Regions from separate parts of the Homo sapiens genome. Here all the other regions are linked to region 2. Evidence: read pairs that join two places in POLR2A ChIA-PET (ENCODE). Cell type or tissue: MCF 10A. All regions are shown on one strand.

The links. Peaks named below come from ENCODE experiments on the same cell type or tissue, not always from the same donor. Only the 100,000 strongest peaks of a DNase experiment are listed, where the experiment ranks them.
Region 1: POLR2A ChIA-PET joins it to region 2 with 16 read pairs; 2 of 35 experiments call an interaction of 5 or more read pairs at or near these places.
Region 3: POLR2A ChIA-PET joins it to region 2 with 11 read pairs; 3 of 35 experiments call an interaction of 5 or more read pairs at or near these places.

What each region holds. Positions count from the first base shown.
Region 1 is chr1:232,702,187-232,707,186 of GRCh38, reverse strand. No RefSeq gene overlaps it. Among named protein-coding and RNA genes, the nearest start is that of LINC01745, 13 kb to the left of the region's middle. In MCF 10A, no CTCF peak of the experiment used is centred here; DNase peaks (open chromatin) are centred at 856, 1,736 and 2,246.
Region 2 is chr1:232,867,112-232,872,111 of GRCh38, reverse strand. The region is part of intron 4 of LOC101927711 (a long non-coding RNA gene); the gene reads right to left. Among named protein-coding and RNA genes, the nearest start is that of MAP10, 64 kb to the right of the region's middle. In MCF 10A, no CTCF peak of the experiment used is centred here; a DNase peak (open chromatin) is centred at 2,971.
Region 3 is chr1:232,765,715-232,770,714 of GRCh38, reverse strand. No RefSeq gene overlaps it. Among named protein-coding and RNA genes, the nearest start is that of LINC01744, 26 kb to the right of the region's middle. In MCF 10A, no CTCF peak of the experiment used is centred here; DNase peaks (open chromatin) are centred at 2,844, 3,184 and 4,974.

The DNA of each region.
Region 1 (5,000 bases), 160 kb after region 2:
GCCCCAATGATGTAAAGATGTTTAAAATTATAAAGTGATATACAAATAGAATGGATCAATATTTTGATTTTGTGTTTCTTCCACAGATTCTCTAAAAGCAACAAAAAAGTAGTGAGTTCCTGGATTAGATACTCTGTGGGGTGCTAGGGATGTGAAAACATGTCTCCTTTTCTTGTTTTCCCTTTCACATGAACTACCTTGACTGCTAATTTTATCTTCTCAGATTATATCATTTTCATACGATATCTCAAATCTTTGGTAGATTGGAATAATGCATTAATAAATTAATAATTAATAAAAGAAAATAAAATAATTAATGGTACAAGGCACAATACCTCCTCAAAAGGAATGTATATCCCAACAAGAGGACACGACAATATTTTTAAAGACGATTTCACAACATCAGGGACGTTCTGAAAGCCCTGAATGAGTGATGGAGATGGTACAGCTGCAGGAGAGATGGGAGAGATCGCTAGAAGACATGAAGTGGGAAAAGGCTTCGGAGAGCAGGTAGTGCTCCTGCAAGGTCTTGAAGCCAATGAAGATTGAAGAGAGCCTTTCATCCCAGAGAGGGAGGTGAACAAAGATTCAAGCGCAGAGACGGGTCAAGGGTATTCAGGAGGAAGTAAGGCAGCCTGGAGTTGAGAGAAAGGACACTGAAGTACAAGACAGAAAAATGACTTTTCAGAGGCTGAAAATGTACCAAAATGTACAGGCTACTGGCTCTTGTCCACCACCACTTCCGCATTTGCACAATCTGAGAATCCTGTACAATCTGTGAGGCTCAGGAACAAGCCACTTGGATGGGGGTCAGCAGGCCTGGGTGTCCTTACCAGCTCTGCAAGTCACAAACATCTCCGAGCTTCATTGTTTTTTCCAGAAGAGCAGTTCTCCACATCCATATTGCAACACATTGGAATGTTTAACAAGTCATTTGTTACTATTATGAAATTATTAAAGTAGGTGAATATTTTAATTAGAAATCACTTGTTTCAAAATTTCTTGAATGGAATGAAAGAAATGGAAAAGGGAGTGTGTAAGTCCATGAGAGGGGGTGACCTATGTCACAGCACCAATAGTGCTGTTCTAACATAGAGGGAATGGGGAGAGACCAGTGTCCTAGAACATAAAGGCGTGGTTCTATATTTCAAAGTGCCCCATAACAAAGAAGTAATAAGACGACTAGGTCTGGACTGTGCCTATGAAGGTGGAAAGTCTGAAGACACACTTGCCTCTGGAGAGTATGTAGTCAGTACTCAGGCACCGGGTAGCTCCTCAGAAGGAAGGAGCAAGAGGCTCTTACTGGTTCAGAGGCAGCTTGTCTCGGGATCTCAGACGTGGAAGGCTGGTGTGGTTCTGATGCATGCACAGCCAGGATTGACTGGGTTTGCAGCTTTCCTTTCTCTTTTCTGTTCTAATTCTGGAGGTAGAACTTGATGCCTCCTTTGAGTCCTCTGCTCCTGTTTCCTCTGTTCCCATTTCCTGTTCCCGATGGATCCTGAGAAATATGTGAACACTTCAAATGATGTTTGACATTATTGAAAAGGGCCCTCTCTAGAGAATACCTTTTATTATGTGAAACATCTTATTTGTGATACGTACAGCACTTGTGTTTAAGCTGTTGCCAATTTATATTTGTGTATGCAGTATTAGTTTTCTTTGAGAGGCGGCCAGTTAGGACACTTATGTTGCTGAGTACCCATTACATTGTGAAAGATACCCCAAGGCTAGCTGATTGTTCAGTTTTTCCAGATTTTCTGTCTTACTGCTAGTGCCAACTGTGCGTCTGGGCATAAACCAGACCCTGATTCACCAAAGGCTGGCCATTGTCTCTTCCTCTTACCCATCTATTCTAACACACCTTCAGTCACCCAGAGCCCATAGAGTGCCATCAACAATAGCACACCTTACACGAGAAGAAAGATGAGACTTTCTAGTTTACTAGAAAGAATGCAAGTGTGAACATTCTGCAGTGAGGAAAACAAAAACCAGAATAGAAAAACACCAAAAACTTGGAATATTCCTCTTGGTTTTCATTGAGTTGATAGAGTGGGCTCTTTAAGGATGGGACGCTTTACACAATACATCAGGTCATGAGTTCTCAGCAGGGGCCAAAAGGGACACATTGACAAAGGAAGACATCATTTTCATCCAGCAGATTCAGGGACGAAGGGATCTGTTTTATTGATGCAGTGCTGAGTCACTTAGCAGCTGACTCATTAGCAGCCATTAGCCAGCCCACAGTCAACAGAAAATGAGCACAATTGTGCAATCTTTACAGAAGAGAATTTACAAATTAGGGTTGGCAACCGAACTGACAGATCTGGGACTGTTATCAAACAGAGGAGACTTTCTGCCTGCTGACTATTTTGGAGACTTGAACCCAGCAACATGAACACCCAGGAAGCTGTTGCACACTACATACAGGTCAAACAAGACTCCTTTAAACTGATGTTTTTCTGTCTGTCTCTGTTTGCTCCTTGTATGAGATTATGCCATTACATTTATGCACTAAGCAGACAGATAATACTATTAGTTCTGATTTCACTTGGCTCCTTAAACACCATACAGGTTACTAACAGAGCTGTTTTAATACATATTGGCTCTTTGTGTCATGCCAAGACACAGGTGTCACTAGGGGACACAGGGCTGGAAACTTAGCCAAGCATGAATGGCCCAGAAGGATAAGACTGGGATGTCTTCTAAATAGGGAGAGGAAAACGACTACCATAAAGCCAGATAAGGCAACAGGAAGTGTTCGCCAGGCTTTCAGCAGTGGGAAGTGCTACCATGGAATCCTTCTCACTCTGGTGGCCAAATTTACTTGATTTCTACCTTTCATCCAACCTGGTGCCCCTATGGTGGGCTTCACTATGAATTACTCAGTGAGACCTCTGGCTAGTCCTGCCTTTACCTTGGTACCCCCACTCTCTCAAGGTCAGGTTTCCCTGACTGATCACTAGCTCTCTGAAGCTCCAGCCTGGTAGGTAATTGGGCACCTGTCTGAACCTCAGATCTATTTTTTTTTTTTTTTTTTTGCGCGACAGAGTTTTGCTCCTGTCGCCCAGGCTAGAGTGCAATGGTATGACCTCGGCTCATCACAACCTCTGCCTCCCAGGTTCAAGCGATTCTACTGCCTCAGCCTCCTGAGTAGCTAGGATTACAGCCATGCGTCACCATGCCCAGCTAATTTTGTATTTTTAGTAGAGATGGAGTTTCTCCATGTTGGTCAGGCTGGTCTCAAACTCCTGACCTCAGGTGATTCGCCTGCCTTGGCCTCCCAAAGTGCTGAGGTTACAGGCATGAGCCACCACGCCTGGCGAAAACCTCAGGTCTTTAAAGTCAGATGGTCCTGACAAGTTAGCCTTACCAAGAGAAGACGTTCTGCCAGGTAGCACTGGCTCCCAGCTATGAACCCTAGTTTCTTCTGCCATTTACTGGCTGCATACCTTTGGGCAAATGACTGAAATCCCTAAGTGTCTATTCCTCCATCAGTTACATGGGAATACCACTGCAGTTCCATTTAGCTCCACAAGACTCCATTTACGCAACAAATATTCATTGATCACCTCTGACAAGCCTGGCTCTGTGCTAGGCACTAGGGACACAGTGACAAACTGTAAACTACGCAGATAAGGTTCTTTCTCACATGGAAGGAAATTTACATGTTACCTAGGGTGGGAATGGGCAGGAGGAGACAAAATAACAAAGCAAACAAATTTACCTCGTAATTTTTGATAGTAACACATGCTAAAAAAACTAAGAAAGAAAGATACAGAATACAATGATTTGATAAAGAGTGACCAGGGTGGAGGTGACAGGATTTAGCCAGGGAGGTCGCATTTGATATGAAGCAATGCGAAGGTACATTGTGAAGATATGATGCGTGGATATGAAGACCACCTTGTGAAGATGTGGAAGCGCAGCAGTCCAGGTAGCAGAAAGAGCAGGAGCCAAGGTCCTTAAGCAGGAATGAGCTTGACTTGCTCTGAGGACACGTGGGGGAGTGTTGGACTCAGAAAGGTAGGTGATCCAGTGTGCAGTAGCAGATGAGCTTATCTGACAGGCAGAGCCAGTCATGTGGGACACTGAAACCACAAAAGGAGCCTAAATCTTAGTCTATATTCAGTGGTGACTCTGGGAGGAATTTTCCACAGGGAAGTGACATCGTCTGCGTTGCATTTTAAAAGACCATCCTGTCTGCTTTATAGGGTGGGGATTATAGGAAGAAGTGAGTGTAAAAAGAATAGTTAATAGAGTATGCATAACCCAGGTAGGAAATTCTGGTGGCTTGGCTTGGACTAGAATAGTTTCTGGAGATAAGGAGAAGTTGACACAGCAGGGATTCATCTTGGAGATAAAGCCAACAGGTTTGCTGATGGATTGGATGTGAGTGGATGGGAAGGAAAGAAATTAAGGATGATGCCTAGATTTTTGGCGAGGTGTCTGGATGGATGGTGGTAACTTTAAATAAGATGAGGAAGAACAAGTCAGGGCTATTAGGGGAGGAAGGTCAGTGGCAGTAAGAGTTTCCCTGGAGCCAGGTTAGTTTGTCATTCTTCTTAGCCAAGTGAGGTTGTCAGATTGGCAGTTGAATCTACTCTACGTTTGCAGCTCAGTGGAAAAATTAGGGATGGAAATTTTTTTTTGTTTTGAGACAGCGTTTCACTCCTGTTGCCCAGGCTGGGTGCAATGGCATGATCTCAGCTCACTGTGACCTCCGCCTCCCGGGTTCAAGCGATTCTCTTGCCTCAGCCTCCAGAGTAGCTGGGATTACAGGTATGCACCACCACGCCCGGCTAATTTTGTATTTTTAGTAGAGACAGGGTTTCTCCATGTTGGTCAGGCTAGTCTCGAACTCCCTACGTCAGGTGATCCACCTGCCTTGGCCTCCCAAAGTGCTGGGATTACAGGTGTGAGCCATAGCGCGTGGCCGGATGGAAGTATTTAAGTACGTAGATTGTTTAAGGCTCAGCTCTGTGCTAGACAATGCATATCAT
Region 2 (5,000 bases):
CCCCCCCCCCCAGACGCACAAACAAAAACAATGCACACACACCACATGCATGGACTAAAACTACTGTCCACAGAGAGGAACTGCTTGCTCTCTTTCCAGGAAATGAGAGGTGACAGCGTGCTGGCAGTCCTCAGAGCCCTCACTTGCTCTTGGCACCTCCTCTGCCTGGGCTCCCACTTTGGCAGCATTTGAGAGCCCTTCAGCCCCCCCACTGCACTGTGGGAGCCCCTTTCTGGGCTGGCCAAGGCCGGAGCCCACTCCCTCAGCTTGCAGGGAGGTGTGGAGGGAGAGGCACGAGCGGGAACCGGGCTGCGTGCGGCGCTTGCGGGCCAGCTGGAGTTCCGGGTGGGCGTGGGCTTGGTGGGCCCCGCGCTCAGAGCAGCCAGCCAGCCCTGCTGGCCCCAGGCAATGGGGAACTTAGCACCCGGGCCAGTAGCTGCGGAGGGTGTACTGGGTCCCCCAGCAGTGCCAGCCCACCGGCACTGTGCTCGATTTCTCGCTGGGCCTTAGCTGCCTTCCCGCGGGGCAGGGCTCGGGACCTGAAGCCCGCCATGCCTGAGTCTCCCACTCACTCCATGGGCTCCTGTGTGGCCCGAGCCTCCCCGACGAGCACCACCCCCTGCTCCACGGCACCCAGTCCCATCGACCACCCAAGGGCTGAGGAACGCGAGCGCACGGCGCAGGACTGGCAGGCAGCTCCACCTGCAGCCCCGGTGCGGGATCCACTGGGTGAAGCCAGCTGGGCTCCTGACTCTGGTGAGGACGTGGAGAGTCTTTATATCTAGCTCAGGGATTGTAAATACACCAATCAGCACCCTGTGTTTAGCTCAAGGTTTGTGAATGCACCAATTGACACTCTGTATCTAGCTGCTCTGGTGGGGCCTTGGAGAACCTGTGTGTCGAAACTCTGTATCTAACTAATCTGATGGGGACATGGAGAATCTTCGTATCTAGCTCAGGGATTGTAAACACACCAATCAGCGCCCTGACAAAACAGGCCACTGGGCTCTACCAGTCAGCAGGATGTGGGTGGGGCCAGATAAGAGAATAAAAGCAGGCTGCCCGAGCCGGCATTGGCAACCCGCTCGGGTCCCCTTATACAATGTGGAAGCTTTGTTCTTTCGCTCTTTGCAATAAATCTTGCTACTGCTCGCTCTTTGGGTCCACGCTGCTTTTATGAGCTGTAACACTCACTGTGAAGATCTGCAGCTTCACTCCTGAGCCCAGTGAGACCACGAGCCCACCGGGAGGAACGAACAACTCCAGACACGCTGCCTTAAGAGCTGTAACACTCACCGCGAAGGTCTGCAGCTTCACTCCTGAGCCAGCGAGACCACGAAGCCACCAGAAGGAAGAAACTCCGAACACATCTGAACATCAGAAGGGACAGACTCCAGACGCGCCACCTTAAGAGCTGTTAACACTCACCGCGAGGGTCCGCGGCTTCATTCTTGAAGTCAGTGAGACCAAGAACCCACCAATTCCGGACACAGAAAGACATATGTCCTCTTTTAAGGCATTTCAATTGATTAAAATCCACCCAAGATAATCTCCCTAATTTAAAGTCAACTGATTAAGGACTTTATTTATATCTGTGAAGTCTCTTCACAGAAGCACCTAGGAGAAAGTGCGTGCATGCTACAGAATGCCTGCGTCTTCCCTTCCACCCTTTATGAGAGAGTATCTGGTATAGCCCACCCCTCTCACATACTGGGAAATTCTGGGGAATGTACCCTAGCCTAGCTGAATTGACAAACCACAAAGCCATCATAACAGCATAACACACACACACACACACACACACACACACACACACACACACCACAATGAAATAAGAAATAGCATAGGCAATGAGACAACCAAATAAATGGAGGCTAGAATAGATGAATATGTATGTGCACACATGTGCATTTGTGATCTAGTTTCCTCTGGCCCTTGATGGACCAGCGGTCCCCTCAGTCTGTGACTGAGATGAAGGACAGAAAGAAGTACTGCTGCTCTGGTCAGTCTCAAAAGACAAAAGATGCCCCCTGAATTCCAGCTTGACCATATGAGATCCTTGCTTCTAGGTAGCAGATGGTTGTCATTTTGTACAACAACAATCAATAAAATATATAGTCAACTATGTTGAAAATGTCCACAATGGTCCCACTGGGCATGGTCTGACCAACCAAGCATGAATTTTTTAAGAAAACTGAGTCTCTTTTTGGTTAGAGCATGTTCACTTTGGGCCAGGGGCAGTGGCTCATGCCTGTAATCCCAGCACTTTGGGAGGCCGAGGCGGGTGGATCACGAGGTCAGGAGTTCAAGACCAGCCTGGCCAAGATGGTGAAACCCCATCTCTACTAAAAATACCAAAATTAGCCAGGCATGATGGCAGGTGCCTATAATCCCAGCTACTCAGGAGGCTGAGGCAGAGAATTGCTTGAACCCGGGAGGCGGAGATTGCAGTAAGCCGAGATTGCACCACAGCACTCCAGCCTGGGCAACAGAGAGAGACTCTGTCTCAAAAAAAAGAAGAAAAAGAGCATGTTCACCTTGATTTTTCTGTCAGGCCAGGATTGGACTGTTTTTCTTCTGTTAATAGGACTCTGCTGTTGATACCAAGCGTTGTTGAAACTCAGCTCATGCTGAAACTCACATCTAAAGACCAACACTGGCTTTCAGGTATTTCATAGAGCATGGCTCCTATTGTGTGATTGAACACCACTGCATTCTTTGAATGAGTAATTCTATCAGGTCATGGATCTCAAATAAAACAGCCAAAAAAGGTGGGGGGTAGAGGAAAGAAACCATGGCTTCTTGGGATAATTATTTCTTTGCACGCATTGAGTATTCTTAGTGAGAAAGTGTGGTGGTCATTACTGCTATGCCTACTCTCGAGTTTTTGAAGCTCACCCTAACCTAATTAAGTGTCTGTTTGCCCTTAGGCCCGGCATGTTCACTAGATGAGGCAACAGCTGCAACACTGCCAGAAACCACGGGAAGGGCGAAATATTTGCTGGTTGCTGCTATTTGAAGCCTTGCCAGAATCAACAATGATGGTCTTAGGCATTATCAGCTCATTTTAAAAATGTATCCTGACAGATGCTGGTATGCTCCTCCTGAGAGGCACACATCAGTTCTCATGGCCCCCAAAGCAGTGGGATGGGGTTGTTCAAAAGTTCAAGTGGGAGAAGGTGTTGGAAACTGATCTATTCCAACTCAGTTAAACAGGGAAGTGTGGAGAGGTTGCATGTTTGGTCTTATTTGGGTAAAGTAGACAAAGCAATGCCCTCGGCCTTCAGTGTACACAGGTGACACCTGTAAGAATTCATTTAAATGCAGGTTTCTAGGGCACACCCAGAGATTTTGACTTAAGTTTTGGGGGACATAGGAACATACTTTTTTGTTTTTTTGAGACGGGGTCTCACTCTGTTGCCAACATCTGCCTTCCGGGTTCAAGTGATTCTCCTGCCTCAGCCTCCTGAGTAGCTAGGACTACAGGCGTGCGCCAGCTAATTTTTGTATTTTTAGTAGAGACGGGGTTTCTCCATGTTGTCCAGCATGGTCTCGATCTCTTGACCTCAGGATCCGCCTGCCTTGGCCTCCCAAAGTGCTGGGATTACAGGCGTGAGCCACTGCGCCCAGCCAGAATATACATTTTTATAAGTGTTTTACAATGTGATTCCAATGAAGGTGGTTTTAAGAGGCACTAGTGTAAAGAAGAGAGTTTAGAATCTTGAACAGAATCTCAAAAAGCTGTTTTAATTTTATATATAGTTTTAAAATTTAGCAAGAGGGGGCAGAACCCATTGAAGCAAGCTATAAAATCTCATTGAAAGGCACAAAACCAGAGCCAAAATGAACTGGGAAGTTTACCTCGTGCCCAATGGGAGAACTTACCATTGAAAAACAATCTCCCTTAATGAATTTGTATTTTGAAGGTAATCTCAATCGGAATGCCAATGCATTTGGTGTTTTCTGGAACTAGTTTGGAGGGGTGGGGAACATGCCTTACCAGATAAAACTATAATAACCCTAATCAAAATAGTAAGGGGTTGACAAAGAAATGGATGATTAGATCAATGAACTAGAACAGAAAGACAAGAAAGAATACCAAGAATATATAATCAATGTGACATTATTTGCAGTGAGAAAAAAGATGTTTAATTGTTTATCTGTCAGGAATAAAATACAGTAGATTTCAATTTCACTCCATGTGCAAAAACAAACCTAAGATAAATGAAAGATCTAAATGCAGCAATTGACCAATAAAAGTATCAGAAAATGTAGGCAAATATTTGTATAACCCTGGGATGAGTAAAACATTCTTACACATGACAGGAAATTCAAGATTTATAAAGAAAATATAGGACATATATAACTATATGAATTTAAAATATTCTGTATAATGAAAGATATCATAGATAATGCCAGAAATCAAATAGTAGGAAAAATTATTGAACACACATATGGCAACCAAACAGTTAATATTCTTCATAGTCAAAGCCTTCTAAATATTGATGCAAAAAGGACAAATAATGCAATAAAAAATTGGCAAACTTTAAAAAACTACTAGGTAAAATTTAAAATTTGTAATAATGTCTGTCACTGTTAAGGTTGTAGAAAAAATTAGTACCTGCTTACGTTGGTGAAGGAGGTACAAACTTTGGCTTCTTGGCAGTATTTGTGTATGTTATAGAAATAACAGTGCCAAAAGACAAAAGGAAAAGAGCTAGATGCTTATTGCAACTTTATATATTGAGTTTCAAGAAAGAAAGAGGGAATAGGGGGACAGGGAAGAAAGTGAGAACTACAAATAAAATCTTAAGCCGCTCAACCAACTGGACAGACCCTCTCTTGGCCAAGGGGACCCCGGAAAAATCTTAAAAACATGATGGGGTGGGAGGTCAGGCAGGCCTCATTAAGCACCTTTCCTTTTGCAGTTTAGCCACAACAGCCCAGAATTAATGTTAACATAGAGATCATAGGACTGACAGAATGAACTCTCTGTGGCA
Region 3 (5,000 bases), 100 kb after region 2:
AGGCCAGGCAGTGCCACAGTATCCAATATCATAACTAGAAATGGGCCTGGAAATTCTGAGGCATATGGTTTCCCTGCCGTGTTTCTGAATCTTATTGCTATGTTTTCTTTTGTTTTGTTTTGAGTATTACTTACTATGTAAGATAGAAAGAGAATCTTTTTCAATGCACATGGTTAAATAAATAAGACCTTTTAAAATCATGCTAATGGGAGATCAATAGCATATTATCCCCTCATAGAAGTTGCTAAAGTCTAACAAAGAGTCTACAGGAGAGTGTCAGTATCTTTGTTATTTAAATCAGTCTCTTTTACTTTTTATCCACCTGGCAGTGCATTCTCGGAAAGGGCAATACAAATGTTTTATTGTGTTGTTTAAGATGCAATGGGCCAAACAAACAAATAACAACAAATGACCTATACGAACATTCCCAACAAGTCATTAAACTACATTTCTTGATGCGTACAGAAGGTTTAGGAAACATAAATTTGCTGTCTGAGATCCCTGATGTACGTCTTGGCTCTAACACAGATGAGCAAGAAGTCAAAAATAGAAACCACTTTGAAGAAACTCTGGGGCCCTAAATGCAAGTCCCCTTGTAAGATGTCTTTATTAACGCAAAAAATCCTCCAAGCTTCCTCCCCTACAGTCATGACAGATGCCTTTGAAAGTCTCCCCACAGTGGCAAGACTTCTGAAAATTTCTTCCTGCACTTTGTGGAGTTTACAAAAACTATGCGAGTAACCTCCACTGCATTTGTCAAGCAAGAAGTAATTGAAAACAGCAGGTAGTTGTGCCTTAGTCACTAAAAGAAGTCTGCCAATTGATGCATGGGGTGCTGAGGCTGGGAGCTCCCATTAGAGCTCCTGGGTGGTATTTAGGTTCAGTAAATCCCCTGTGTGTCTGGGTAACTGGATCCCTAAATCTTGAGACTATTTTCATCCACTAAGAAGAGAATTGGAGTAGTATGGAATCTACTAAAAAAACTTGCTTTGTTTCTAGATATTTATTAAATGAAACATTGTAAGTATGATTTTGAAACGTCTTATGTAGCCATGTACATTGAAAAAACATCCTCTTTCTGTGGTAGGTGGTGAGATTAAAAACAAAACAAAACAAAAGAAAATATAGCAGTAAGATTCAGAAACATGGCAGGGAAACCATATGTCTCAGAATTTCCAGGCCAGTCCTATTTCCAATTACGATATTATACTGTGGTCCCCAAATTCTTATAATGTTCAAGAAATCCTAATAGCATCTAGACAGTATAATTTAGACTGCCTCTTATGTACAAAAAAAGATATACAAAATCCTTGTTCAACCTGATCTGTGTTTCAGAAAATATAAAGTATCTTAACACTATAGTGTTAAGCATCGGATAGTCTCCTAAAGGTGTTGGTCAGAAGAATTGAACCATAACCTGGATGGATCTATTTAAAGATAGATCAGATGAGAGGCAAGAGGTGACTAAAGAAATTAAAATTTAATTCTTAGCAGAAAAGTTGAAAGTCTTTGCCATACTTAATCTACAGTAGAAAATATTAAGATATGTAATAATTTCCACAAGAAATATTATTGACAATGAAACCTGTAATATATATTATTTACTTGACATTTGGTGAGAGTTGGCATACCACACCCAATAATGGATTTGTGCAAATTCATTCACATGCTCTTGAGCTGCATGCTTTGTGTGTCCAGCAGTATGTAAGTGCTCCCACAGTGAATGGAGAGAAGAGCACAAGCAAAGGCATGGAAGCTGGACACACCCTGTGCCTTCTGAGAGCCTCAAGAGTGCTGGCTGGCATTGTCAGGGCATGGCGGGGATAAGAAGCTACAGTAGGAGCTGAGGCTGGAAGGGCTGACAAAGTTCAGATCACGTAGAGACCTCTGCCCTTTGTGACCATCTGTATACCATGAGGTGGTAGCTGAGGGATAGATTCTCTGACTCTGGAACAGATATAGATGTGCTGGCTTCCAGATGCTGCTCACTTCAGCTTTACAGATATATTATATTGGTGGTGAGTCTCCCTTCACATCTAAGTGTAGAAAAGGAATTATGGAATTGACCACCACACAAAAAAATAGGCTAAGTGTTAGGAAGACATTCTTGGCTCGAGCAATAGCAAAATGCAATTTTAAATAAGTTCTTTTTTTTTTTAGAGAGAGTACAATTGTCCATCAAGCAGGAGGATGGAGAAAACAATTTTGTGGATGACTTTCTCACCCTGTGCTGTTATGCTATTTTGAAGCAGAATAATTACAACTGGGAACAAAGTTTGCTTAACAAATGGCAGTTATTGAAACATTGCCTCTTTTTCCGTGGCTTCTTTTGTTGAGAAAGTTCAGCCAGAATCAAACTCAAGAGGGAAGGATCCTGGAAGATATGTGGATCCAAGCACTGATGGAGTTGAAGAACTAATAACATATTATGGGCTTCTGCTAGACTAGAGGGTGTTTGTTTGTTTGTTTGTTTGTTTGTTTGAAACGGAGTCTCCCTCTGTCGCCCAGGCTGGAGTGCAGTGGTGCGATCTCAGCTCACTGCAACCTCCGCCTCCCGGGTTCAAGTGATTCTCCTGCCTCAGCCTCCTGAGATTACAGGGACTACTGGGATTACAGATGCCCACCACTTTGCCCGGCTAATTTTTGTATTTTCAGTAGAGATGGGGTTTAGCCATGTTGGCCCGGCTGGTCTCGAACTCCTGGCCTCAGGTGATCTGTCTGCCTGGGCCTCCCAAAGTGCTGAGATTACAGGCGTGAGCTACCACACCCAGCCTAGACTAGAGTTATTTAAGGAACAAACGCTCCTATGAACCCAGTCCAATAGGAAGATCACGTCTTATTCTGGCTGTGGGCCAACGTTGTAAATATGGTGCTAGAAATGCTTATGAGAGCACATTTCAGTCAACTCCTCATGTCTAACATAAACAACGCTTTAGGCCAAGGTCGCTAACCTTCTCAAATGGGGTATGCATTTTCCTAAAAATACAATATTCAAAGATGTAACTATCATTTGTGATTTTTTTCTTAAAACTAGCTTTTTTCTTTCAGATTTTAGAATAGCTCTCTCCAACGTCTCATTTGTCCCAAAGCCTGTTGCATAATTCTAATGACTTATGACTTTCAGAAGTCTTCCAAGACTTATGACTCAGAGGTGTGCCTGGGGTTGGTGGTGCAGAGTTCTTACTTCCTGTAGGCCGGCACCAAGTGCTCCCGGCAGATCTACCTTTACAAAGAAGCAGATGCCAAAACCTTGCCCCTCTTGCCCCTCGGGCTGTGCCTGATCACTCAGTGCCATCTGGCCACATTGCTGTGGAGGGAATGCTCTTGGTAACTGTTATTGCTGCCTGGTTATGCGTTGGCACTTTACAACAGTACAGGGAGCTGAGCAAAGCAACAAGCCGTCTCAAAAAAACTAATTTCACTAAATCTCCTTACAATACACGTATGAAAACTTTTTAGAGCTTTTTGGAAGGAAAAATAGATTCAAACTTCATTACATGTGTCAGGAAAAAGCAAAAGTGATGCCTATATTGCAGAAAATGAGCTGTGGTCACTGTTTTTTGCCATTTAGGACCTGTGTTACTGATAGAAGAAATGAAAACCCTCTGGACCCAATAAGATGTTGGGTCTTTCCTTTCTGTTCTCTTCTTGCTCCTCTGCCCAGACCCTCTGACATCTTGCCCAAGTTGACAAACACAAATAGGACTGGCCTTCCAGAACCCTCAAAATGGCCACCTCTTCCCACCTCTTCTTGAACTCTCCAAGTTACAAGTCACTGCTCCTTCTCTTGAACTCCAGGATCTCTCTGTCTGAACTTTCTATCTGACTTTAGAATTAGCATTTGTAACTCCTCTTTTAGATAATTTGCTTATTGACGCTGTGGTCTGGACTGTGTTTGATTCATTTGTACTTTCTCAGTTCCCAAGTACTCAGTGAAATACTGGTGAAACAATTTCCCAGGACTGTGACATTCTATTTGTGGGTGCCCTTTAAGTAAACTGTTGGAGAAAAGCAAAAGGAAAAATACATGATCTCACGCAAACAGGGTCCTCACCTGCCAAGAAGCTGTTTTGTGTTCTCTTGTTAGAATAATTTATCTAAGTTTAAGAGCAAGGATTTTTTTTTTTCTCTTGGGCAAAGTATGCACATGGCTGCTGCAGCAACAGCTCAAATAGACCCTGGCTTCCTGCTGAGGGCCAGAGGGGAAGACAGGGAGAGCACGTCTGGAGGAATCACCCAGCTGGGTGCCCAGACATAGCCACCTGCCTCCTGCCCCATGTCGAGGTGATGTGTCACCACACTGGAGACGGCTGATTTGGGTCACACCGCATTGCAGGCCCCAGATTGGAAACTGTAACCAGAAGAGCATGACATTTTAAAATATCAGTAGCACATCGGGTAAATGATTAAACCTCCCAAACAAGGAGTGTTTTTCTCCACGTCTACTCCAACACAGACTCATCTTCAGACCACTTCACATTAAGCAGTAAGTAGAAAAGAACTTGTCATGGGCAAGAAGACAGAATAAAACCTTACAAAGAGAAAGGGAGAGGGGGAAAACGATAATTTAAAAAGGAATTTTAAGGGGATGGCTGGAGCCGATACCCGCCCTTCCACGTTAGACACTCCTCTGACCCCATCAGTCCTCACTTCTTGTTTTCCAAAACCGTGCTTCATGAGAACAAGATTCCTTTTCCATTCATTTTTTTTTTTTTTTTTTTTTTTTTTGTAGAGATAGGATCTCGCTATATTGCCTAGGCTGGTCTCAAACTCCTGGTCTCAAGTGATCCTCCTGCCTCAGTCTCCCAAAGTACTGGGATTACAAGCGTGAGCCATTGGGCCCCGCCTAGATTAGTTTTTATTATAACGTAATTTTTGGTGTGAATTTCACCATTTCCTATGTTCAGAATGTAGTTTCCCCATCTAGGAAGTGGGATAGTAAAAAATTCCTTTTACCAATGTCACAGACGTGGCTCTAGCTCAGTGCAAAAGGGATGTTA